3 separate regions of the Homo sapiens genome follow, and all the other regions are linked to region 1. The links are chromatin loops, found by intact Hi-C in ENCODE. Cell type or tissue: PC-3. All regions are shown on one strand.

The links. Peaks named below come from ENCODE experiments on the same cell type or tissue, not always from the same donor. Only the 100,000 strongest peaks of a DNase experiment are listed, where the experiment ranks them.
Region 2: a loop joins it to region 1, with 6 times the contacts of the local background. A loop is called at or near these places in 33 of 110 quality-filtered maps.
Region 3: it touches region 1 in a loop (9-fold over the local background); 23 of 110 quality-filtered maps call a loop at or near these places.

What each region holds. Positions count from the first base shown.
Region 1 is chr3:120,555,664-120,563,663 of GRCh38, reverse strand. No RefSeq gene overlaps it. Among named protein-coding and RNA genes, the nearest start is that of NDUFB4, 37 kb to the left of the region's middle. In PC-3, CTCF peaks have their summits at 2,056, 2,262 (motif pointing left) and 4,598 (motif pointing right); DNase peaks (open chromatin) are centred at 2,253, 2,543, 3,823, 4,623 and 1 weaker place; H3K4me3 peaks cover 3,236 bases; H3K27ac peaks cover 2,471 bases.
Region 2 is chr3:120,431,372-120,439,371 of GRCh38, reverse strand. The region is part of intron 2 of FSTL1 (follistatin like 1); the gene reads left to right. It overlaps LOC124900546 (a long non-coding RNA gene), which reads left to right. Exons shown (of 2, transcript XR_007096030.1): 1 at 1-8,000. Among named protein-coding and RNA genes, the nearest start is that of FSTL1, 16 kb to the left of the region's middle. In PC-3, no CTCF peak of the experiment used is centred here; DNase peaks (open chromatin) are centred at 201 and 3,581; H3K4me3 peaks cover 929 bases; H3K27ac peaks cover 3,709 bases.
Region 3 is chr3:120,504,354-120,512,353 of GRCh38, reverse strand. It overlaps LOC107986121 (a long non-coding RNA gene), which reads right to left. Exons shown (of 3, transcript XR_001740868.2): 3 at 1,002-1,356. Among named protein-coding and RNA genes, the nearest start is that of FSTL1, 57 kb to the right of the region's middle. In PC-3, CTCF peaks have their summits at 4,785 and 4,986 (motif pointing right); DNase peaks (open chromatin) are centred at 4,983 and 5,443; H3K4me3 peaks cover 849 bases; H3K27ac peaks cover 1,327 bases.

The DNA.
Region 1 (8,000 bases):
CGGTCATTCAGGGTACTTCCCCTGCCCTTTGGAGTTGTGTGCTCATCTATTTCTTAATTTCTCCACCTTTTCCAAGTATTTACTAAGGGCTCTCATAGGCCCAACCTACGCAAGGTGCTGTGGTGGCTACTACAGAAGGAACAGAGCACAGGCTTCTTCTGGCCTCTTGGGTGTCACTGGTAATATACTTGGAACTCAAGTGTAACCGTGAAGTTCCCTGGTAGCTGAGCTGGTGACTTAACTATTATCACCTTCCTTGCCACCTCCTGAGAGCTTGGGAAGCCTTTCTTGTTACTGTGGTTTGAAGAGTGTGATTCTCCCTTATTTCCCTGTGCACCTTCTGTCACCATGACATCAGCTCAAATGTGGTCTTCTTGCCTTGAGTGAACCAGCACCCATATTACCAAGGCCAGCATGATCAGAGAGGTGTAAACTCTTTACAGGTGGGTCAGCTGGAGAAGATGCAAGGTCAGTACAGCTTTGTAGATAATTCTCTTTGCTTCCTACACTGAATTTGGCTGCCTCTGTCTTTAACCTGAACTAAACCTACTCTGTTCTCATCCAAAGTGTTTTTTTGGGAGGGGGTAGGGCTGGCTGTCCCAGAAGTCAAATGTTCTCTTTATATTCACCTTGTTTCCTGCTCTGAGTTTCCTTCTGTAGTGTCTGTTAATGCCTGTTTTGGTCCAAATCTTTTTTTTTTTTTTTTTTTTTTTGTTTTTTGAGACAGAGTCTTGCTCTGTCACCCAGGCTGGAGTGCAGTGGCACGATCTCGGCTCACTGCAAGCTCTGCCTCCTGGGTTCACGCCATTCTCCTGCCTCAGCCTCCCGAGTAGCTGGGATTACAGGCGCCCGCCACCACGCCCGGCTAATTTTTTGTATTTTTTAGTAGAGACGGGGTTTCACCATGTTAGCCAGGATGGTCTCTATCTCCTGACCTCGTGATCCACCCGCCTCGGCCTCCCAAAGTGCTGGGATTACAGGAGTGAGCCACCCCACCCGGCCTTTTTTTTTCAATAGAGATGGGGTCTCACTATGTTCTGGAACTCCTGGGCTCAAGTGATCCTCCCACCTCGATCTCCCAAAGCTGGGATGACAGGCATGGTCCACTGTGCCCAGCCCCAAATCTTTTCTTAATAACAGTTTTATTGAGATATAATTCACATACTTAAAATTTACCTTTTAAAAGTGTAGAATTCAGTGGCTTTCATTATGGTCACAGAGATGTGCAACCATCACCACTATCGAATTTCAGAACATTTTCATCATCCCCAAAAGAAATAACATGCTCATTGGTAGTCAGTCCCATCTCTCCCTTCCCCAGCCCCAATCAATCACTAATCTGGTTTTTTATTTGCCTATTTTATTTTTTATTTGCTTTTTATGAATTTGCCTATTCTAGACATTTCATGTAATTAGAGTAATACAATATGGCTCTTCAGTGACTGGCATCTTTCAATTAGCATGAAGTTTTCAAGGTTTATCTATGTTGTAATGTATCAATACTTCATTCATTTTTAAGACTGAATAATATTCCATTATATGGATGAACCACATGTTGTTTAGCCATTCATCAGTTAATGGACACTTGGGTTGTTTCCACTTTTTGGCTATGGTTAATAATGGTAGGAATATTTGTGTACAGGTTTTTGTGTGGACATGTGTTTTCAATTATCTTGGATATATACCTAGGAGTCAAGTTGCTATGCTGACCCATATCTTAACGAAACATTTCCAGTAATCTTCATTCCTATCTCTCTGTTTCCTCGGGAGCAGATTTCTCTATATTCATTAAACAAAGAGGAATGACCAACAGTAGGGGCTTTTTCACCAAGTGCATGACACAGCACCTGCTTTTCCAAGTCAGATACAAAGCTCGAACACTCCTACTCCAAACTATATGCGGCTGTGAGTAGCTGTGTCAGGCCCAGGACAGCGACAAGTCACTTCGGTGACTGCACATTAAATAGCAGTTTGTGGCACCCAGAGGGAGGTTTGTGCAAAACCAGCCCTTTCTGCCCAGATTTTAACCTTACAAACAAATAAATATGTATTACAAAGAGCTGGTTCCTTGAAATCTAGTCACTTGTAACCTATCAAGAATCTTGGACTATGATCTCTGGGGGTATGCATAGGCCCAAAGTGAGTATTTACACCATGGAATAAGCAGTTTACAACCTTGAACCATCAATTACATTTCCCCACTATCTGTTCTACAGTCTTCCGTTTATAACTGAAGTCTGCCCTCTGCTGGTCACAAGCAGCCCAGACCCACAACTCGGGGCCGCTGAGCAGGTCTCTTCTAAAATCATTCTCCAGGAGCATTTTAGCAATTGCTACAATTTATTCAGCTATAGAACACAAAGTAATGTCATCTTCTGCAGAGCGTTCCCTTTTTATTTTTTATCCTTTGATGTTTGTGGGTTTTTTTCCTTTTATTCAACAGAAGCAGAACTGGGCCCGTTTCAGTTATTTATGAGCCATCTTCATTCGTGATAAATAACCATAATATGTATTTATGCAGTGCCTGCCAAGGCCCCTCTGCTCCTATTGACTCATGAGTCACTAAAATACTTTTCTATGGTAGAAGTGGACAAGGGCTATTCAAGATAGGAGATAATACAACTTACGGGCTGTCAGATGTCTAGTAATTTTTCAGCAGTGCTTTGCAGATTGATGTTGAGTCAAGAAAGACCTAGAGCCTGACTCTCCTCAAACTCTATGAGATATCTCTTAGTCCTGTTAGAAATCTGCAAGGCATCAGACATTTGGATCCCCAAGCAGATATGCCAACATCCTCTTCCCCTTCCTTCCACAAAAGCACTCTGACCGGAAAAGCAGATCCAGGAGCAACAGGAAAGGTGAGTAGGGGAGGAAGCCAGAGCCCAGAGCTGGGGAACATCACTGACGGTGTGGGCAAAAAGCTGCACTCGTGAAAAGAGGAAAGAGGGCAAGCTGGGAGGGAAGGTGGACAAAAGAAAGAAACAATGGGCGGGGGCCCAGCAGGTAATGAAGATACTAAAGCATGTGACCCCATTTCCCTGAGGGTCACTCCTGCAAGGCAGTTAACTGTAACATCTGTTTAATTCTTCATTACAAAGGAAAGAGAATCCTTTCTGATGTTCTCACCCTGTGCCTCTGACCTTTAAGGTCTCACTCTGTTGCCCAGGCTGGAGTGCGGTGGCACGATCTCAGCTCACTGCAACCTCCGCCATCCAGGCTCAAGCAATCCTCCCACCTCAGCTTTCTGAGTAGCTGGGACCACAGACGCAAGTCGCCATGCCTGTCTAATTTTTGCTTTTTTTTTTTTTTTTTTTTTTTTTTGTGGAGATGGGGTTTTTGCATTTTGCCCAGGCTGGTCTCGAACTCCTGAACTTAAGCCATCTGCCCGCCTCGGCCTCCCACAGTGCTGGGATTACAGGAGTGAGCCACCACTCCCAGCCTGAAAGAACCTGATTTTTAGAGACATAATTTGGGTTTCTAATCTCTGAGGAGATGAGAGTTGCTTACTGTGAGCCCATATACTAGCCAGAGGTCTGGAAACCTGTCCCCATCCCTCAAGGTGATGCCTGTGTCCTGCCAGAATGGGGGGGGGGGGGGGCGTGCCTAAAGCCCCAGTTGCCCCCACTGCTGACCTCAGGGACGCTCCTTGAGGGTCCCACCACCCCTGTCAATCAGTTGGCTGCAGACTCCCGTGTCCTGTTCTTCCTGTTTCCCCCATGCTGCTCTTGCCTTCTCCCTTCCCTCCCACCCTGCCTCTGGACTCTCATTCTCTCCTCCCACATCCCCTCTCTAGCCTTTGTGACTCAAGTCTCAGTCACTTTAGGAAAGACAGGCTCACTGCCCTCTTTATAATCAACCTTCATCTGGTGTGAGGGGGAGGGAGAAGAGAGGGAGAAAGGAGGGAGGGAGAGGGAGAGAGAAACAGGAACCAGGTCTCCTGCGCTTCCTCCCAGAGATAAAGGCTATTCTTAGCAGTAACATAGGCTTGGCATTTGGGGAGACTTGTATTTCTCTCCCTCTCGCCCCAGGGGCTTTGCACATTGCAATTTCTCCTCTCCAAGCAGAGAAGAAAGAGAAGATGAATAGGGAGAGAGATAACGAAAGGAAAGAGGGAGGCGCGCCAGCTGGTGCCCTGAGAGGCTCTTCTGGGGATTTATTTTGGAAGGCTGCTCCGAAGGTCAGAACTGGGCGGGGAAGGGCTCTCACCCCGGCCCCAGAAGGGCAGTTTAATTCTAGCCTCCCTTTTGAGGCAAGAAGACGAAAAGCCAAATGAAATCCCTTTGGGCCTTTCCGCAGCACTTTGTATGTGGCACGTGTTTCATAAATGTTCAGCCAAGCCCCTGCGTGCACTCTCATTAGGCTGGGTCTCTCAGGACTGCCCTCACTGGGCCTTAGGACCTTGGCAGTCAGAGCATTCAAGCGCTGGCATTAGACAGTAGGCTTCAGTGAAGCCAGGAGCTTGGGAAAATACAAAAATAAATAAAAAATAAATAAAAATGTAAAAATGGGGTGTGCAAAGCTCGAGAAATTACGTAATTCGATTTCACCTTGGGCCCAGACGGTGAAGTTCTGCACAGTGGCCAGCAGGGGGCGCTCAGGCAGTGTGTCAGAACCCCAGCGCGCTGGTTGCCCGGAGCCCAACCAAGGGACAAACAAAACAATGCAGCTTTGCGGTTTCTGTTCGGTTTTCAGTTCGGGGAGGCTTAATCCAGGACCGCCTGATCTCTAACCTGGGGTAGCAACTAGCGTCTCGCAGGACACCGTCTTAATAGGCTTTCCTGAATCTCTTGACTAAATTGCTTCCTAGAACTCTGTGTTCCTCCGCACCTAGAAAACGGCTTTTCTCAGCATCTCCCTGTATCTTTCCCTATGTATCTTTTTGTCAGCCTGGTTTTTTTTCGTTATCTGTGTTTCTGGCGTGGTTCTTTCTTTTCTCTCTGTACTATCCTAGGCCTACTAGTAGATGTTAATGAAAAATATATGGAGCTGAACCCACCCACAGGCTGAGCTCTGAAATATTTCAAGATCTGGCAGAATATAACACTTTGAATAAAATTTAAAACATACTGCAAAAGTGGCTAACTCTGCCACATTTGGCTGTGCAGTCATGTCTTTCCTTTTCCCCGTCTCTGTTCTCGGAGTGGGCTGCCGTGCCACCCTACAGCTGCCTCTTCCCCTTGGCTGCCGCCGCTCTTGCCCACCTCCCCCAAACCCCTGACCTCCAATGGTCAGCTCCTCCCTGGCCAGCAGGACGGGTCTTCCAGGTCTTTTAGAGAAGATACCAACTCCAGAATGACCGTACCTCTGTTTACATGTTTTTGTTTCGTTTTGATTTTTGTTTTCTAATTGAGACCACCCCCCTCGTTTCCAGAACATACTGGAACTCTTAGGATTTGGGGTTGAGGGACTTCAGGTGAGAACTACAGAGACAGCCTCACGCTCTGCCTGGAACCTCTTGTCCTCCAAGATTCAGGTGCTCTGGTTGAGTCTGGTCCACTCTGCCACAGTATCTTTACTCACAGTGATTTTCTCTTGGGGACTTCATCACTGTCTTCCTCTCAAACTGACTTTTGCTTATAACACAGTTGGAAGAGAGAGTGAGAGAGACTGTGTGTGTGTGTGTGTGTGTGTGTGTGTGTGTGTACCCTTGGAAAATAGAGTTTAAATTTTATTTCTGGGGAATTGGGAATGTCACCAATCGTGGTGTTAAGGCACTAGAGCATGCCATGACAGTCAAAAGGCACCCCAGCAAATGATAGAAGGTGCTTCACCTGGAGCCCACAGAGGGCTCTGGGGCAGTGCTACTTATCAAGAGCCTATCTCAGTTCCAGCCCTAAATATTGCTACTATGGTGGTGGTGATGTACCCCCCTAATTTCTGCATTTCATGGTCCCTGTCTCCAAATCTATCTGGCTCTATTGGTTCAGATTCCTATCCCAATTCCTATTATGTTTCAGCTCCTAGTCCTGTGTGTCCCTGAGAGGAAGAGACTGATATCAGATCTGGTAGGACATGATACTCTTCAATCTTGTCACCATAACTTTCTCCTGGAGCCATGGAATGTAGCAGTGGTATGATCCGATCCCGCCTGTCCCTGTCCTGCCCAATACTTGATAGCTGTTCTTTCCTAGTTCCAGAACCTGATTGGACCAAGTTTAAGACCAAGGTAGGGAGTGGGAGGCAGATAGGCAATGCAATGCTATTCAACATTTAAGAATACTTCCCACTTACTTGTCCTTGTCAGGCCCTGGCCATACAGACAGGCTGTACAAGACATAGGCCCTGACCTCAGGGAGTAAATGTTTTTATTGAACTGACCCACTGTGTCTCTGAATGAGAACAAAAATGAAACTGCTGCAGAAAAACCCAGTGCTACAAAGTGCTAGCATCATCAGGAGGCAGGCTGCCTCTGCAGTGCAATCCATAATCTCTGTGACTTCCAGAACCAAAAAAAAAAAAAAAAAAAAAGTTAAATTACTTTCTAAAATTAAGCTTTGCATTACTTTGGAAACTAACAAAGCATTCCTTCCCACAGACACTGTTCCCAAATTAAGTATTTTGTGCTTATACAGCTGCTCAAATGTTGGTGCATTGAAGATGGAAAAATTTCTTAGGTAGGGAAGAGATGGGGTGCCTAGAAAGGAGAGGGGAGCTCTGTCGGGGGGAGAGCAGCTGTGGTCACTAGCAGAGATTATAGAATAGTTGGAAAAGATTATCAAGTAAATAAGTGTATAAAATGTTTCTAAAGTTATTAGGTCTAAATAAGTGTAGGTTAAGGGGGCCTGTTATGGTCAAGTATTTAAAAGCATCCTTTCAAGTGAAAACCTTGGTCAGTGGCTATTCCCCACCTGTAATCAATAGGAAATGGAATAAAAGTAAACTACCGAGGGGGCATCTTAAGGTCAATGTGAGGCCTATTGTTCAAGATTTCACAGCGATTAAACCCTAGAATGGGTCACAGAGAATAGGTGGGCACTTTCCTCTAGAGGCATTTATTGAAAGAACAGAACTGTCTTGTTATCACATGCTGCAGGTAACATCCAGTGTAGAGACAGAGGCATGACTTGGATGAGCTAACTTCCCAGGTTCTCTTCTATTAAATAGATTGGAAAGTCAAAGAACTCATACAGCATTAGAGGCCCCCCATAGCAGCTAGAGAGAAATGGACAGGTGAAAGGCCCATGGTCCTCACTTGTCCGCCTCCCACCGACAACATGCCAGGGCCTGCCATTGAGCTGCCTGTTTCATTTTGTAAGCTTGTGCCTAGATGTTTGCCTTGCAAACATGTGAGCTGTCTTGGCAAACGGTTTTGTAGAAAGCCCTCACTCACAAGAATTCCATCTGCAATATTTGGACTGGCTTCTAGGACTCCCTTTTCCGCACAAGCTGTTCCCTCCTTATCTCTGGGTCTCTTCCAGAAGGTCATCAATGTTCTGCTGTACAAGGGTCATCTGCTTGCCACACTATTCCCCAGCTCCTGGAACACAGCACTGTTTTCCATGGTGGCAGCAGCAGGAATATCTTCCTCCTCAGCATGATTTTCCAGGCCCAAGATAAGCTCACAAGCACCAAAAGACACAAGGCCATGGCCTCATGGACCTCACACCCAGTAGCCTGATCTGAGTTTAAAAAGGCAGACCTGCTGTCTTAGCTGGGGGAGTAGAGGAGAGTTAGTGGGAGGGGCTACTATGGGTTTAAGTTGACAGAGAGAGGTGGTGCAGGAGCAGAGAGCAGCCAGGAGCACCTGAGGAAGGCTGCGAAGGTCATCTGGGTGGGGGCGGGTTCCAGGGGAGGAGCACTTTCTGGCAGGGTGAGGTGGGGGCGGTCCTGGAGAATGTACCCATAAGGCCAAGTCCAAGGCCTGGGTGGGGTCTCTGACACTTGTAGACACTTGGCACCAAGCCTCAGTGTAATCTTGCTTCATCTCCCTGGATTTCTACCATCATTAATGACTGTGACTTCAGTCAGGGACTACAGAAAGGGAACACTCAGTGATAATC
Region 2 (8,000 bases), 120 kb after region 1:
GGGCTGTTGCACAAGTCAGTCTAGTTTGGGAACTGTGATTCCCCAGGAATTAAAACAAGTATTCCCAGCTTCCTTCTGATTGCTGGATTAGCAGAATTTCCTCAGCCTCCAGCTGAATTCCAGCCCCTGGGAAGAAATGTCTTAGAGTAAACCCCCAGCCTGGAGCCTGTCAGAGGTTGTGTCATGTGTTTGCATTAGCTGAGCAAAACCCGAGCAGGCTTTCCGGCCTTGCTCTCGCCTCCTCCCTGCACGCCTCTCCGCTGGGAGAGGCCAGTTAAAGTCTAGACACTGTCTGCTTGGCTCTGTGCCTTTTTAGCACAATCTGCATGGTTCTGTAGCTCTTACTTTGGTTGTCTGTCCTCACTCGTTTCCCCAGTTTTCTTAGTTAGGCTTAAACTGTCCCGGGGGACTGGCAACGAGTCGCACACATAGGAAACAGGTGAGTGAATTTATGAGACTGTCAGGATTCAGCTGCCTTGAAAGGTTCAGAGTGAAGATAGCAGCAGTGCTGACTGAAACTGTGGCTGAGTTTACAGACATCCCTGGTGTGAGCTGGCTTCAAACGAACCTCCATTTACTGGCCAGAGATGGGCTGGGATGAATAACTCAGGACAGACAGTGGCACCCCAGGTAATGAGCAGCCACCTGACTCCTCATCTGCCAAATATGGGGGTTAGAGTAGGTGGGCTCTAAAATGCAGCTTTGAAGTCCTATTCATATAAAAGGAGGCGGATATTCTAGGCTAGACTGTCAAAATATTCTACTTAATGGAATTGGGATATTTGATTAACTCTTATGGTGATTTACAGCCTAGTGAAGAACAGTTTGAAAGATAGGCTGGCTCAAGAATGAGAAAACAGAGTGAATAAAAACAGGAGGCATCTTGTGTCCTTTACTTTCTCTCGCCATGTAGTGAGTGGAATATAAACAGTACGGCATGTGGCACCTGAACAGTCTTCATGCCCAGGAATCCCAAATGCTGTTTACTCTACAGAAAGGAATCACTTGATTTTCCACTTCAGAAGCCAACCGCTCAACAACACTGGGGAAGAAATGAAGAATCCTGGGTCTCCTTGTAGTCGATCAAGAAATTTTGGGGGGAAAAAGGGAAGACAACCCCTAATTCAGAGTGTGCAGTTTGGGATTTATTGAACTTACTTGAAAAACAAAAGCAAACAAAACTTTTTCTCGCTTCTGTAAATGTTCACATTTTCTTTTAAAAATAATGATGCAGTATTGCAAATGGCTTACAGAAATAGTTGTCTGAAACTATTGCGTGGACCCTAATTTTGTTTTCTGGAATCCTTCTTATTACTTTCTCATCATGTTGCCTGGCCCATGATCAGGATCCAGGGGCTCCTGAACAAGTATTAATGAATTGCCTGCCCTGCTCCCCTGGCCCTGATCTCTGGTCAGATCAGGCTCTTACTACAGCCCATGGGCACTGGTCTTTGGCTTTGACCCAATGGTTAAATCAAGTGACTTGTTAGGGTGAACACAGTAAGGAAACAGAGGCCAATGCAGATGTTTTAGTCCTGCTGAAATGCTTGGTACCTTGCCTGTACTCCAGTTCCCGAATCTCACTAGAAAATCCCAATGTGCTAAATCGTGCTATTGATCCTGACTGGGGAGCCAGCCAGCTCAATATTGGAGGTGGCTTTTCTAGTAAGGGTACAGTACAGGTTAGAATTGAATTAAATTTTGCTGTGCCCCAGGGTAGACTATATGTGTGTGTGTGTGTGTGCATGGATATGTGTCTGTGTACATACAGAATACACAAGGAGACATGCACACACACACACAAATAGACACTGACTTAAATTTCACCACTAGGAGAACATGGCCATCTCCCTATAGCTCTAATAGTGAGACTTTTCTCACAAAAATTCCTGTGGAATTTGTTTTGTTTTAATTTAGTTTAGTGTTTGACTTATGTTATACTGCCCTGATTTCTTTCTAAGCCTAGGCACATAAACCAGTGCTTATTTTTATGGTGTGAAGTTTGCCTGTTAATGAATTTAATAAGTGCATGTCATTCATTCACTCATTCCCTACCATATTCCAAAAATAAGACATAGGTTTTCCCTCCCTAATCCCACAGCCAACATATCCTATTAGCTTCTGTAAGGGTTGGGCTAATTACATGTATTTTTAGCTATTGAGAGGGCCCAAGTTTGTAGTTTGTGGCATAACATTTGTGACAGAGAAAAAGAAAATGGACGGGACCTCAAAGATGGTCCGAGAAATTTCTGATCCCCTTCACACATATACCTGGCTCACCTAAACTGTAGTGTGAAATTGATACAGTGGAATTTCTATCAGAGAGGCTAAACACTATTGAAACAGAAATACAGATGCTCACCCTGAGCAAAGACTCAGACATACTGAGTTCCCTTTACTGTCAGGGTCCCTACCAGGAGGGCCCAGCATGGCTTCTTGGTGGCCCAGCCGAGCTCACAAAACTTGCTTTGGGATGGAGGCAGATGTATGCTTGCCAGTCATTCACAAATACTCGGAGCACGCAGCTTCGCTTCTCCCAGGGCACCACCATCCCTGGTTTTGCACTATGTGCTATAATTATGGTGCTACAGGGACAGGCTGAGTCCTATATCAGAAGCAGGAAATTCACCTGGCTTCTCCCTAGAGTCCCAGCAGTCTTTCAGGAATGTGTCTGTTTGTGCTTTGTTCCCCTTCCTCTAGTTTTCCCTCCTTGACATTTTCTATTTTCTTTCCTTTCTTATCCTATGTGGCCTTGGTCTTGCTGACAGCCACATGCAGAGATGCAGATTTTCTGGTTTAGCTATTTATTTTAAGGAGAAAGACATTCACTTTATGCATTAATTGGTGTCTGCCTCCTGTTCCACAGAAGGGTAATTTTCTGTGTGGCACCAAGGGCTTGATAGTGATCAAAGAAAACCCCAGTTCCCAGTAGGAACACACTTCAGGTGTGAGTCCATTTTGGGTTTCTCAATCTCCTTTCTTGGGAGATGAAACTAGAAGGGAGAATGGGACTGGGAAATGTTTTGAGTAGAGGCCAGACATTCAAGTCTTGGCTAAATGTTGGGTATAATAATTTCAGTACTCACTGCAGACTTATTTCTTAATAAAACTCCCCAAGCTACTTGTGGACCATGTTGTTTTAAAGGATAGTTACAAAGTTAACCGCTTCCTCTTACAGATACAATTGGAGAAGAGTCTTTGTGTTTTTTCATTTTCTACAAAGGAACATATATAAGCTAGATAATAAGAAACCATGTTGGGGTTGTTTTTGTTTATTACGTGTCCTATTTTAGATACTTTTTTTTTTTTACAAAAATAAACTGTGATAGGGATATGAAATCCTGTAAAAACAACCAGCGCTTGAGGATGACTACCCCACTATGTTGGTCATTTTACAGCTTAGGTAATTGCGTTTTTCCTCCAAATTCCCCATACACATTTGATCAAATAGAAGTCTCTTCATTTCCTGTTTAAGTTGCTCCATGGAATTGCTGTGTGGATTAGAGAGCAAGCTGGGTTCCTCCCCAGTGGCTGTGTTTCCGTTGGTTGATTGGGTTATTTTCCAGGTAATGCTATAATTATTTTGCCCAGTGTAAATGGCATTGTCGTGTAGTGACTGAAATTACTCATGTTACAGTGGCCTGGAATGTAAAGACTTCCTCATTCTCCAGTGATTTGTTGTTTGACTCTGACTCCAGGAAAAAGTCTTTTCTCTGCCTAGGCTGAAGTGTGTGCATGTATTTGGGGCTCAGATAGATAGCTGAGGCTCTAGACTGCCAGTCTGTGGGCTCAGATGTGACAGTAGCCATATTCAGAAAGTCATGACAGTCTCTGAGAAAGAGACAAAAGTTAGGAATTGTAAGCCTAAGAGTGTTCAAAGCATGTAATGAACTGTCCCCAAATGGTTCTTGTCCTAGAAGTGGGTAGAACAAATAAGGAGGAGGAAAATAGTGATGAGGAAGACTGGAAGAAGGGAGGTGGTGATGCACGTGGGAAACTCTGTTAATTTTAGTGGGTTAAGCAAATGCAGATGAGGCAATTGAGTGAAGAATTTCTGTTAAGTGCTTCATGAGAAAATACTGTGAGTGAACACTGCAGATGTATATGATCAGAAAAGATATATCACTGTTTTTTGTTTGTTTGTTTTTGTTTTGAGACAGAGTCTCGCTCTGTCGCCCAGACTGGAGTGTAGTGGCAGGATCTCGGCTCACTGCAACCTCTGCCTCCTGGATTAAAGCAATTCTCGTGCCTCAGCCTCCCAAGTAGCTGGGATTACAGGTGCCTGCAACCACGCCCGGCTAATTTTTGTATTTTTGGTAGAGATGGGGTTTCACCATGTTGGCCAGGCTGGTCTTGAACTCCTGACCTCATGTGAGCTCCCTGACTCAACCTCCCAATGTGCTGGGATTATAGGCATGAGCCACCGTGCCTGGCTGTTTTTTGTAAGTAAATGTATGCTCTGTAAGCACAACTCACAAATGATAATTAAAGCTGTAAATTAAAATGGCACCTGTACATAGTGTGTGGCAAGGGAGATGATGTCTACAAAGGTGCCTCCCACAAGGTAAGTACTCAATAAATAGTAGTTGCTATTGTTCTCCTTGTTGTTATGGCTTGAATTCCAAGGAACGGTAATAACACCATAGGGAGAGACATGAAGAGCCTAGACCCAAAGTGTGTAGTGAGTGAAGTCCATATATGTGCTGGGTTAAATGGTTTTTTAGTTAGAGGATGTTCCAGAGTTTTACAAAGTTCGTGTGCGTTTATGACTCTAGAAGGAAGTATAATAAGTAATGTTTCCCAAACATTTTACCACAGAACACCATTTCAAAAAAGGCCATAAATATTTCAAGGCTAGTGTTCCATGGACAGACTTCCCATGAACAGGATCTATTTATATGTGACCCCAGGTCTTAGTGGCCTTGCTGAACTCACCTCATAAACTAAGTTTCCTCAGGAAGGCAAGGGACTTGTCTGGACCCAGAGCCTGTCTCAGAGAAGATCCTCTTGGTAGTGACTCTAGAATGGACCATCAGCATGGCCATGTGCACACCTACCCAGAACTGGCTGGGCTTTTGGATATCAACTTATGTACCCAGGAATTTTCTCTTTTATTTTTCACTTTCTCTGTTCATACCCAGTCTATCAGCAAGTCCTGCCTTCTGTACTGTCAGAATGTATCACCTCTCCATTGACTGTCCTCTGTCCCCACCGCCACCACCCTAGCCAAGCTGCCATCATTGTGCCTGGACTATTGCAATAGCACCTAGCTGCTCTCCGCTTTCTCTCTCCTGCGACCTGGCTCTTTCTGTACAGGACAGCCTGAGTAATCTTTGTAAAACACATATCTGATCATGCCACTCCCTGAGCAAAACCCCCCAGTGACATCCATTGCATTAAGAATAAAATACAGACTTATCAGTACCTTTAAAACCCTACATGCTCTACCCCTTGCCAGCTTTTCCCAGCTTACCTCTTGCTGCTCTGGCTTTTGGACCCAGTGCTATGGCTACACTGGCCTTTTCTCTGTTCCAGGAATGTAACAAATTCCACCCTGCTTCAGAACCTTTGCACTTTTCTACTTTCGTCTGAATTGCTCTCATCCTTCAGGTCCCAGCTCAAGAAAGCATTCCCTGACCACTCAATCTAAGTGGTGCCCTCTCTCCCAGAGTTCTGTCATACATACTCTATTTTCCTCTAAACTTACTGATCACAGGCTGAAATGAACTTGTTATTTTTGTTTGTTTATTCACCTTCCTCCCTCTAGAGCATGTACTCCTTTAGAATAGGGCTTTGTCTCTCTCATTCTGCAATGGATCTCTAATACCTAGAACCAGTTGTGCTTAGTGTATAGTAGATGCTTAGTAAATATTTTTTGAATTAATCCACTAGCTAAATGGATTAATAAGGCCAAATGTCTCATATGTAATACGAAGAGGTGCCTACAATCTTTGTATCTTAATGATAGTCATCTCTGTGCCGTATTTTGCAAGAATGTTGTGCATCTGGGAAGATGGTTGACAGCACTTGCCCGTCAACAGTTTGCTTAATCTTGGACATGATAGTAGTGCTGGGCTTGCTTAATCAGACACCTGGATTCTAAGTCTCTCAGTCCCAGGTGAAGTTGGAAGTTAAGCAGAGGCTAGCTGAATAGTAAATATTTTTATTGTTTCCTTCCATGATCAGCAATTTTAATATAACTTGGCACCATTCCCAGAGGAAGCTAATGTCCCAAAGAATATGAAATAAAGCATTAAATTCTGTTGTTGGTAATTCTTTGCCCATAGTCACTAGTCACCTTTGTCTTTGGACCTCACCTTTTGCTGAAGCCTTTACTTTTTTGGATCCTTCCTGCTGTTACTCTTTCTCTCTGGTTTCATTTGAATGGCAACTGTGATGTTTCCAGTATGGATAAAACAAAGCAAAAGGCATTCAGTGTCACTGGATTTGCACATTAAGATCTCAGAGGCGAAGTCTCATTCTGGGGAACGTTCCACCGCTAACACAGTGGACAGCATTGAGTGAAGTCCCTGGGGGCCAACCACCTCCACTTACCTGTGGCCTTAACTCCTTAAGTCAGAGTTCCCGGACTTACCATAGCATACTACTTCATTTTTCAGTGGAGTTGGGAGTTCCTCAGGGTGACCCCAAACAGTTAAATATGTGGCATTTCTCCAGTGTTTACACAGTTAAAATGAAGGATACCAGAGCTGTGAGAACAATATTGTTACATGATACTTGGAAGTGTTTTTACCACAAATGATAATCTATCCATAGCAACTAAGCTAGTACATTTTTGTGTAGAGTTTCTAATGCAGTCCTTGGGGAAAAACAGAATGAACAAAAAAGGAGGTCTTTGTGCATTGTGTACAGCTTGAGGGTCTCGGAGGGTTTTAATTTCTGAAAAAATAGGGGGGAATTTGTTGCAGCGGAACGGAATACCTGGCAGTCCCTCATTGGTGGGCCTCCTGTCAGCCAAGGCCTGATTGGCCAGCATAAGTAGGTTTTACAGCTCCTTCCCCCCAGCTGTGACATCCCAACTGCTTCAAGGAAAGAATGCAAGGCAGGAATGTCTCAAGAAGAATAGAATGTGCATGTTTTCATTGACTTTAATCTCAAGGCACTGAAACTGTGTTTGTGTGTGTGTAATATTGAAAGCTGGCAGTAAGAGAGTGTAGCAGTCAAGCCAAGAAAATGTTTTAAAAAGGTTTTGAAAAGATATATCTATCTCATTGCCAAATTTGTCCATGGATTTGTATGCCCCCAAAAAAGCATATTTAGCTAAGAGAAGGCTCCAAATATGTACAGCTTAATTAGCCCTTTTGTCATTGTTTCTGAGCTGAGCCATAAAAAGTCTTACAGAGAGGAAGTACCAAACATTTTACCTTTCTTATAGAGGAGACCAGAAGGGTGAAATGACTTGTCCACAGGCATTGAAAACAGCCAGAATTCAGCCTAAGTGCCCATGACGCCTGCCTATTTTTGAAGGACTAGGTCCTCATTACTCAGTATCCTGGTCCCAGATGCAGCCTGACATGCTGCCTTGCCTGTATGTTCAGATAATCTCTATTGACTTCAGTTATACACCACTTGAAAAGTATTCCAAGTTAAAGAAGGTCGTCCTCTTTCTCCTCAAACCCTCCTCCTCCGATGCAGTGAGGTCAGAACTCAGAACTATTTTTATTTCCTTTTTTCTCTTTTTCTTTTTTTTTTAAGAGACAGGATCTTGCTATATTGCCCAGGCTGGTCTCAAACTCCTGGCCTCAAGGAATCGTCTCGCCTTGGCCTCCCAAAGTGCTGGGATAACAGGCGTGAGCCACCGCATCCAGCCATAACTGTTTAGAACTGTGCTGTTCAATGCCGATAGCTACTAGCTGCAGTGGCTATTGAGCACTTGAAACGTGGCTAGTCCAATTTAGATGTACTGTAAGTGTAAAAGACATACCAGATTCCAAAGACTTAGTATGAAAAAAGTCTAAAATATCTCCATATTATTGATT
Region 3 (8,000 bases), 51 kb after region 1:
CAGTGAATCTGTATGGGTCTGAAGCAACCTCAATACTTGCCTCCTGAGAAGAAAGAATTCAACTGAGGGGCATAAGGCAGAAGGAGAGACTGAGGCAAGTCTTAGAGCAGGAGTAAAAGTTTATTTAAAAGCTTTACGGCCAGGCGAGGTGGCTCACACCTGTAATCCCAGCACTTTGGGAGGCCAAGGCAGGTGGATCACCTGAGGTCAGGAGTTCGAGACCAGCTTGGCCAACATCGTGAAAACCCTTCTCTACTAAAAATACAAAAATTAGCTGGGCTTGGTGGCACGTGCCTGTAATTCCAGCTACTCGGGAGGTAGAGACAGGAGAATTGCTTGAACCAAGCAGGCGGAGGTTGTGGTGAGCTGAGATCATGCCACTGCACTCCAGCTTGGGTGACAGAGTGAGACTCTGTCTCAAAAATAAAATAAAATAAAATAAAAAAGCTTTACAAAAGAAATGAAAGGAAAAAAGCACACTTGGAAGAGGGCCAAGTGGGCAATCTGCAACACAAGTGCACACTTGTTTTTCATGGTGCATGGTTTGACCTTTGAATTGGGGTTTTTACATGCTGGCATACTTTGGGGGTTTTGTGTTCCTTCTCCCTTAATTCTTCTCTTGGGGTGAGCTGTCCACATGTGCAATGGCCTGCTAGCACTTGGGAGAGGAACATGCACAATGTGTTTATTGGAATTGTACGCATGCTCACTTGGGGCATTCTTCCCTTACCAATCTAGCATTCCTAGAGGAAGGTTATATACCAGTTAAACTCCATCATGGCATGCTCGAGCTCACTCACCCAACTCCTGAGATCTTATTGGGAAGCTACTGATCACCAGTTTCAGGTTTTTTCTATCTATAGGGAGACTGCCTTTCCCTGGCACTGGCTGCAACCAATTATTATTTTAGAGATACAGTTAACAACCACCTGACCCTCATCTGATGGTCGCCTGAGCTTCCTAGTTGGGTTTGGCGGGGAGCCCTCTCCCGCTCTGCTCATGTCTTACTAGCTACCTACTATAGCATTTCCCCCCTCAAGAGTCCAAGACCCCAGTTATTTGGAGAAAATGGATGAAGGTGAGCCTTCTGTAATGGCTTCCTGCTGACAGAGGTTGGGGGGTTGTAGGTGGTTCTGTGAGTCTTGGCCTCTTGCTAGTTGTCAGAGCAGGAGGCTGTTTCCATGGATTGGGGAAACTGGTATCCAGCCAGGTCCAAGGGAGAGAGGGGCAGGATTTTGCCTCTGTTGTGTCTCACTGATGGGCAGTCTAGGGGGTCCCCCATAGAAGGGTAACTCTTGAATATTGAGAGGACACTATCCCTCACTGAGGTTCATCTGGAGCTCAATGGCCTAAAGGCTAGAGGAGACAAATCAGGTTATTAGAATTAGAGGAATGTTAAAACAAAATAATGGGGTGAGGACAGCCCCAAAAAAGAACCCTGAGGCTGCCTACACACCCAGGTAACTGGTGGCTATAGTCATGCCTACTAAGACTTGGGTACATGGGGTTGATAGCAGATTCCAATATGTGCTCAGAATTAGAATACTGATCCAGATTTTTACATTACCCATCCCTTTTGTTTCTTCTGAGCTGCAGCCAGAGATCACTGGCTGGTTCACAGGAATAAGCAGGATTACTCTAAAATGCAGGCAAAAACTTAAAAATAACTGATGAGACTAGCATCTATTAATAGAAAAATAACAGGTGTATCATAATTTTTGAAACACACTTTTTCTCTTTCCAGTCCTCATTTTTATAAAAAATCATGATAAAACTGATTTGTTTGCAAAATAAACTTTAGTTGTCTTATACTTGGCCTGATTATTTGCATAAAGCACAGCAAGAATAATTATTTGCCTAATAGGCTCCTGTTTAAATTGGCTTTGATGGAACTTCATTCCATAAGGAATCTCAGACAAGACTTTTTTTAAGGCTTAAACCCAGCCACAGTTTTATACCATCAAATACCTGAATGAGTTGGTAAATTCCTCTCCCTTGAGGTCCCAAGATAACCTGGGGCTCCTGAGCCTGTTAGAAAGTGGCATTCTTTACAGACCACAGGTTGGGAACCCTGTACAGGGACTGTGTAGACAAGGTATGAAGCCAGTTTTCACAAGGGGCTTTTATTGGCTATATAAGTCAAATTTGATTCCTTAAAGGAATGCATATCATTCCAGTCAAAGCCTTCGTAAAATAACCAGCTTCTCCAGTTGTGTTCTGTTGCAAAAGACAACAGATTCTTATTGTACTTATGCAAATAACTATACTGCCATAAGTTAAGAATACTCACAAGTAGTTTCCAAATTTTGAAGAAAGCAGGTAGAGAGAAACAAATATGCTCGAATTTTGTTTACAGGAGTACTCAATTATTAAAAGCTGTAAATAGCTCAAAAGAAAAGTTTTCTTGGTTTTGGAAAACAAAGGATTAGCAACATTTTAAGCAAAAAGTCATAAAAGGATTATTTCAATCTTCTATTAGTTTAGTCCATGCAGTTAACTTTTGTTCTGCTTGATATTCATGAACATTTTAGCTCTCCAATAAGAGTCCTGAAAGTTTTTTCTCTATTCTAATGTCTCAATCTTCAAAGTTATCAGAAGCCTGTATTTAGGAGCACCTGTTAGAGTTCTATAGCTGATTATAAAACCACCTTTTAAAGAGGGTTAAAACAAGACAACAATTATCTGTTAATGACAAAAAGTCTTAGGGTAGCCACAATCAAAGACACAATTGACAAAGAAATTTATTACCCCTGAGGCACAAAACAATTAAACATAATTATAATTATTCCTAATAATGTATACTATGTTACATTAGAATTATAGGAGTTTCACATAATTTTGGAACATGTACTGATAACACTTTAATCAAAAGCAGATTAATACTTTAATAAAACTATGTTGTGCTTTAATTCCAGTGTTTATGAATAAACTGAATAAAAGTCCTTTAATTTTGGGTAATTTTCACACATAGAATTTCTTTTATAGGATTAATTTTTCACAAACCTTCCACAACTTGCTCAAACCTTCAGCTTTATCCTATCTAACATAAAACAATCCTTTAACCCTCCAAACTAGGCAAAACTTACATTCCCATACCTTCTTACAATCTTTTAACAAAAGCACATTCTACTTTCCTTGCGTACCTTACATGTAAGACTGCTTTTCCAGTAGTCTCAAGAACATGTTACATGGCTAACTGTTCACAACTTTTACTTTTGCGAAAAACCTGATAAGTAAGCGATTCACTAGACAGAAGTGCATATAAGGTCTCTTTCCAGCATACCTGGGGGAATGGCTAACTCTGTAAGTCCCCAGGCCATGCCTAGCTTTAAAATAGTCAAGTTGTACAGTTAAAAGTCAAAGTGGCAGTCTATAAAGCATTTATTTAGTAGGTCTAAAAACCTTTAAAATTGCAGAACATTTCTTTCATAAATTCCCTTTCACAAATTTTTCACAATTTACACAGATCATCTATGACAGGCTTGGACTTTCTGACTTGTCCTAAATATCCCTCTTTTTAAAGAACCAGTCATTTTACTTTAGGACAATAATTTACCATGCAAGATCCTTTCTCATATGAAATCTCTTTTCTTTATCATCTTCCTTATGAAAAGTACCTCTTTACAACCTTTGAATTAGACAAAAGTCATATTCCTTCTGTTAGAAAGTTAAGATTTGTACTGAAAGTTGCTGTGCAAGTTCTGTGACGGGGAAGCAAATGAGGTTATTTACATACTATAGAAGTTATCTCCCCCTCAAGAAATTGCTCAGTTATATTTTTGCTAGGACTTGCCCAAATAATGGTGAGCTATTTCTAAACTCCTGAGGTAAGACCATCCAGGTTGAAGTTGCTGGTTAAAGATTTAGGTAGGTTTCCCAGGAGAAATATAGCTATTAGAGAGAAAAACAAATTCAGATTTCAGGTAAGTATTAAGCAGGCACCCATTTGAAAAGTATATTTTTGCCCAAAGGGATGTGAATCTCTTGGAGGGGGTGCCATTGGCCCCATTACCCAACAGGATTTGGAGGGGAGTTGCTTAGAGAAGGAGATTAGCACACAGTAGGCAGCTCTTGAAAGCAAAAGGGAAATTTATAATTTTACTTGCCGCCTCCATAGGTGACCTTGGCTTTGTCCTGTATGAGTGTTCTTAGGGCAACCTAGAGGGGGTTGGAGAACTCGTAAAGCAGCCAATAGTTGAGCCTGCTTCTTGTCCTACATGTCTCCTTTTTCTTAGCCCTGTCCTCCTTATTCTACTCTCACTTATAAAAGACTGAGGAGGCTAATCTGAGGACCTCCTGCACAGGGGAACTGGGTTCCAAGGCTGACTTTTGTAATTTCCTCCCAGTTTATTTTTAAGCCAAACAGTATTACAAAGGAAAACTGGTTTTTTTTTGTTTTGTTTTAACATTTGGTAGAATCAAACTTTTCCTAGTTTTGGGGGATGCATCCCAGGGGCATGTCCTGTGGTATGGGAATGTGATTACCCATCTGCAAAGAGAGAACAGGAGAGAAAAAAAGGAAAAAGAAAAAAGAAGGCATTCCCTCTACATTCCTATTATCCTGAATGGAGCATCCCCCATTGTCCTTTGGGTTCCGGAATTAACCAGCCTTACTGTGTACTCTTGGTCCCATCTCATCACAATTACCCACTTGAGAACAGAGGAGATACTGGAGTGAACAGTGGATCGCCTGTTCATCCTTGAGGTTCCAGAATAACTGATCTTACTGCATATCCCTAACCTTTCATCTCTGTTCTAATGATAATCTGTTAGCCTGGGAGCACCCTTCATCTCTGTCCTGTGGGTACTTTTGTCTCTTGCACCTGTAGCCTTGGGCTGGCCTATACCCTTATCTCCATGACTTTATAGTGACTCTTGCTTGGAGCATTCTAGCAATAAAAATGATGACCTTTTTTCTCAGATTCCCATTTCCCATGTTAAGCAGACAAAAGCCTGTTTTTCAGCTAACTGCCACAAGGGGGCTAGACTTCCCTCCCCACTCCTTTTGAATATGACCCCGAAGGTCCTAATTCATGTTGAGAAGAATGTGGAAGTAATTAGAGAAATGAAGTCTACGGGAAGAAGTGGGAGGAAGTGAGAGGAATACTCATGGAAAGCCTTCATATGCTTGCAAAAATAGCAGCCCTTGGATTCAAGAGGACAACGTTTATTTGCCCTGTTGACGTAAAGTAGTAACCTCCGGAGGACTTGGGGCTTGGGCTAATAACTGGCAGAGGAGGGCAAATTCTTCCTTTGCCCACGAATGGGGCAAAGGAAGAGGGGTGGCTTTTGAAGCAGTTTGTCTGCCTGCATGGGGCCTTACCCTGCCCTTTAAGCATCCCACCTATTTGCAAAAGCCACCAGGAAACCCAGCCCTGGGGTGTAACAGGAAGGAAAAGCATATAGTAAGTCATAAGGAGCTGGCAGAGCCGGAGTTCCAATTAGTGTTTGTCCCGGCAATGTGTCAGCAGACAGGGTTGAAAGGGTTGAAAGTCATCCAAGCTGGTAAGGTAAGAACAAGAACAAGTATAAATCTCAGGAGATATCCACAAGGAAGCCCATGTCTTTGCTGCCTCTCAAATGCATAAGAGCTGCGGGAGTGTGTGTTTAAGAGGTCACGTGGCATGCAAAGTAAGAGCAAAGAGACAGACTTGCCCCTGTGGCAGATGGTCCAGAGGGTGCACAAGTCCTTTTCAGAACATACACACAGAGAAAACAAGAGAATAGGCAGTGCAGGTTCTTGGGAAAGAGCCAATTTTAGTTGAAAAAGCAGAGGAAACCCCAGACATTGCACAGTTTTAGGCTTCAGCCCTACCATTCTGGTGAACCTCCTGTCCAGGAGGGCCATTCATGCCTCAGATCTACTCGGTGCAGATGCCACAGTCCTTCCCACCCCTGGAAGCCATCCATCAGAGTGAACTGAGAAATCAGCCAAGAGGAGCAGAGTCACTTATGGCTGAAGGACTTATTCTGGGGGTTGGTTAGCAAGCAGGAGAGAGAAAAGGAGAAGACCATGTACAAGGATTGAATGCCTCCAGCCAAAGAAGGTGTGGTAGAGGGGTCTCTTACCACTAGGGAACATATCTGAGTCATGCAGCATCAAAGTATGTTAGTGGCAGAAGTTATCCAAGTCCCACGGCACCAAAATATGTTACCAGTGGCCAGTATCCAAGTTACTGGGGCGAATCTGTATGAGTCTGCAGCAACCTCAATTCTTGCCTCCTCAGAAGAAAGAATTCAACTGAGGGACATAAGGCAGAAGGAGAGACTGAGGCAAGTTTTAGAGCAGGAGTAAAACTATATTAAAAGTTTTAGAGCAGAAACAAAAGGAAGAGAAATACACTTGAAGAGAGCCAAGTGGGTGACTTGCAAGACAAGTGGGTAATTTGACTTTGGGGTTTTATAAGTTGACATACTTCTGGGGTCTTTTATCCCTTTTCCCCGATTCTTCCCTTGGGATGGGCTGTCCACATGCGCAATGGCCTGCTAGCACCTGGGATGGGGACATGCGCCATGTGTTTACTGAAGTTGTATGCATGCTCACTTGGGGCATTCTTTCCTTACCAATCTTGCATTTCTAGAGGAAGGTCATATACCAGTTAAACTCCACCATTTTGCTTCTTAATGCTCATGCTCGAGCTCACTCACCCAGCTCCTGAAATCTTATTGGGAAGCTGCTGGTCACCAGTTTCAGGTTTTTTCTATCTATAGGGGGACTGCCTTTCCCTGGCACTGTCTGTGACCAATTATTATTTTAGAGAGACAGTTGACAACTGCCTGACCCTCACCTGTCACCTGACATTCCTGGTGTGTGTGTGTGGTGGAAGGGGGGGTGTAGTGGGGGGGGGGGGAACAAGGAGAAACCCTCTCCTGCTCTGCTCATGTCTGACTAGCTACCTACTGTAACACTTTTTCCTTACCATATATCTGTGGTTTGCTTGAGAACCAGCAGGAGAACTTTTTCTTTTTCTTTTAAGATATATTGAGCTGGGCATGGTAGCTCACATCTGTAATACCAGCACTTTGGGAGGCCAAGGTGGGCAGATCACTTGAGGACAGGAATTCGAGACCAGCTGGCCCACATGGCAAAATCCCGTCTGTACTAAAAATACAAAAATTAACCGGGTGTTGTGGCATGCACCTGTAATCCCAGCTACTCAGGAGGCTGAGGCAGGAGAATTGCTTGAACCCAGGAGGCGGAGGTTGCAGTGAGCCAAGGTCATGCCACTGCACTCCAGCCTGAGTGTCAGAGTGAGACTCTGTCTCAAGAAAAAAAAAAAAAAAATGAAAGATGTATATGCCATAGTCTCTCCTGGACTGAAATAGAGTCCCAAATTCATGCTTTTTTAGAGCTTTTTATATCGCATGCCCAGGACTGAAAATAACTTGGCTAGAGATATATAAAATAAATTCCAAAACTTTAAAATGATTTCTCCTACTATCATATTTTAAAATATTATCTTCTTCTAATTCAATTAATCAGTGATCTGCGTTTGAGAAGAAAACAAAAGGAAATATATTCCAGTACTTTAATTGAGGACAGGAGAAAATAAGATCTGAGCATTTGTCACAGTGAAGGTGAATATACTCCAGCATTCTGGCAGGGAACTGATAGTACATGCAAATGGGATTATTGAGAGAATTTAAAATAAACTATTTACCAGGTGTAGTGAAGGGTAAGGGAAAACCCAAGGGATGGGGTAAGTGTCCCAGGGTTTCCTAGTGGGAACCACCGGGCCTGAAGGGCAGGAGAGAGGAGGGGCAGCTGTAGGAGGGGGCCACCAAATAGGGGCTGTCAGGAGAGAAACAACCTGCAACCCAGCCAGGAGGAAACTAAATGCCCAAACCTCATCCTTCTGCCACCTTCCCAGCTCCTGCCAGCCCCTCCCACTGGCCAAACCCAGCTGGAGGCAGAGGGCAAGAAAGCTGGTTGATGCAGACCATGTAGTCAGCCTTCAGCCTTCAAGGGCATTGTGTAGAGTGGAGAAGGGTGGAGCAAG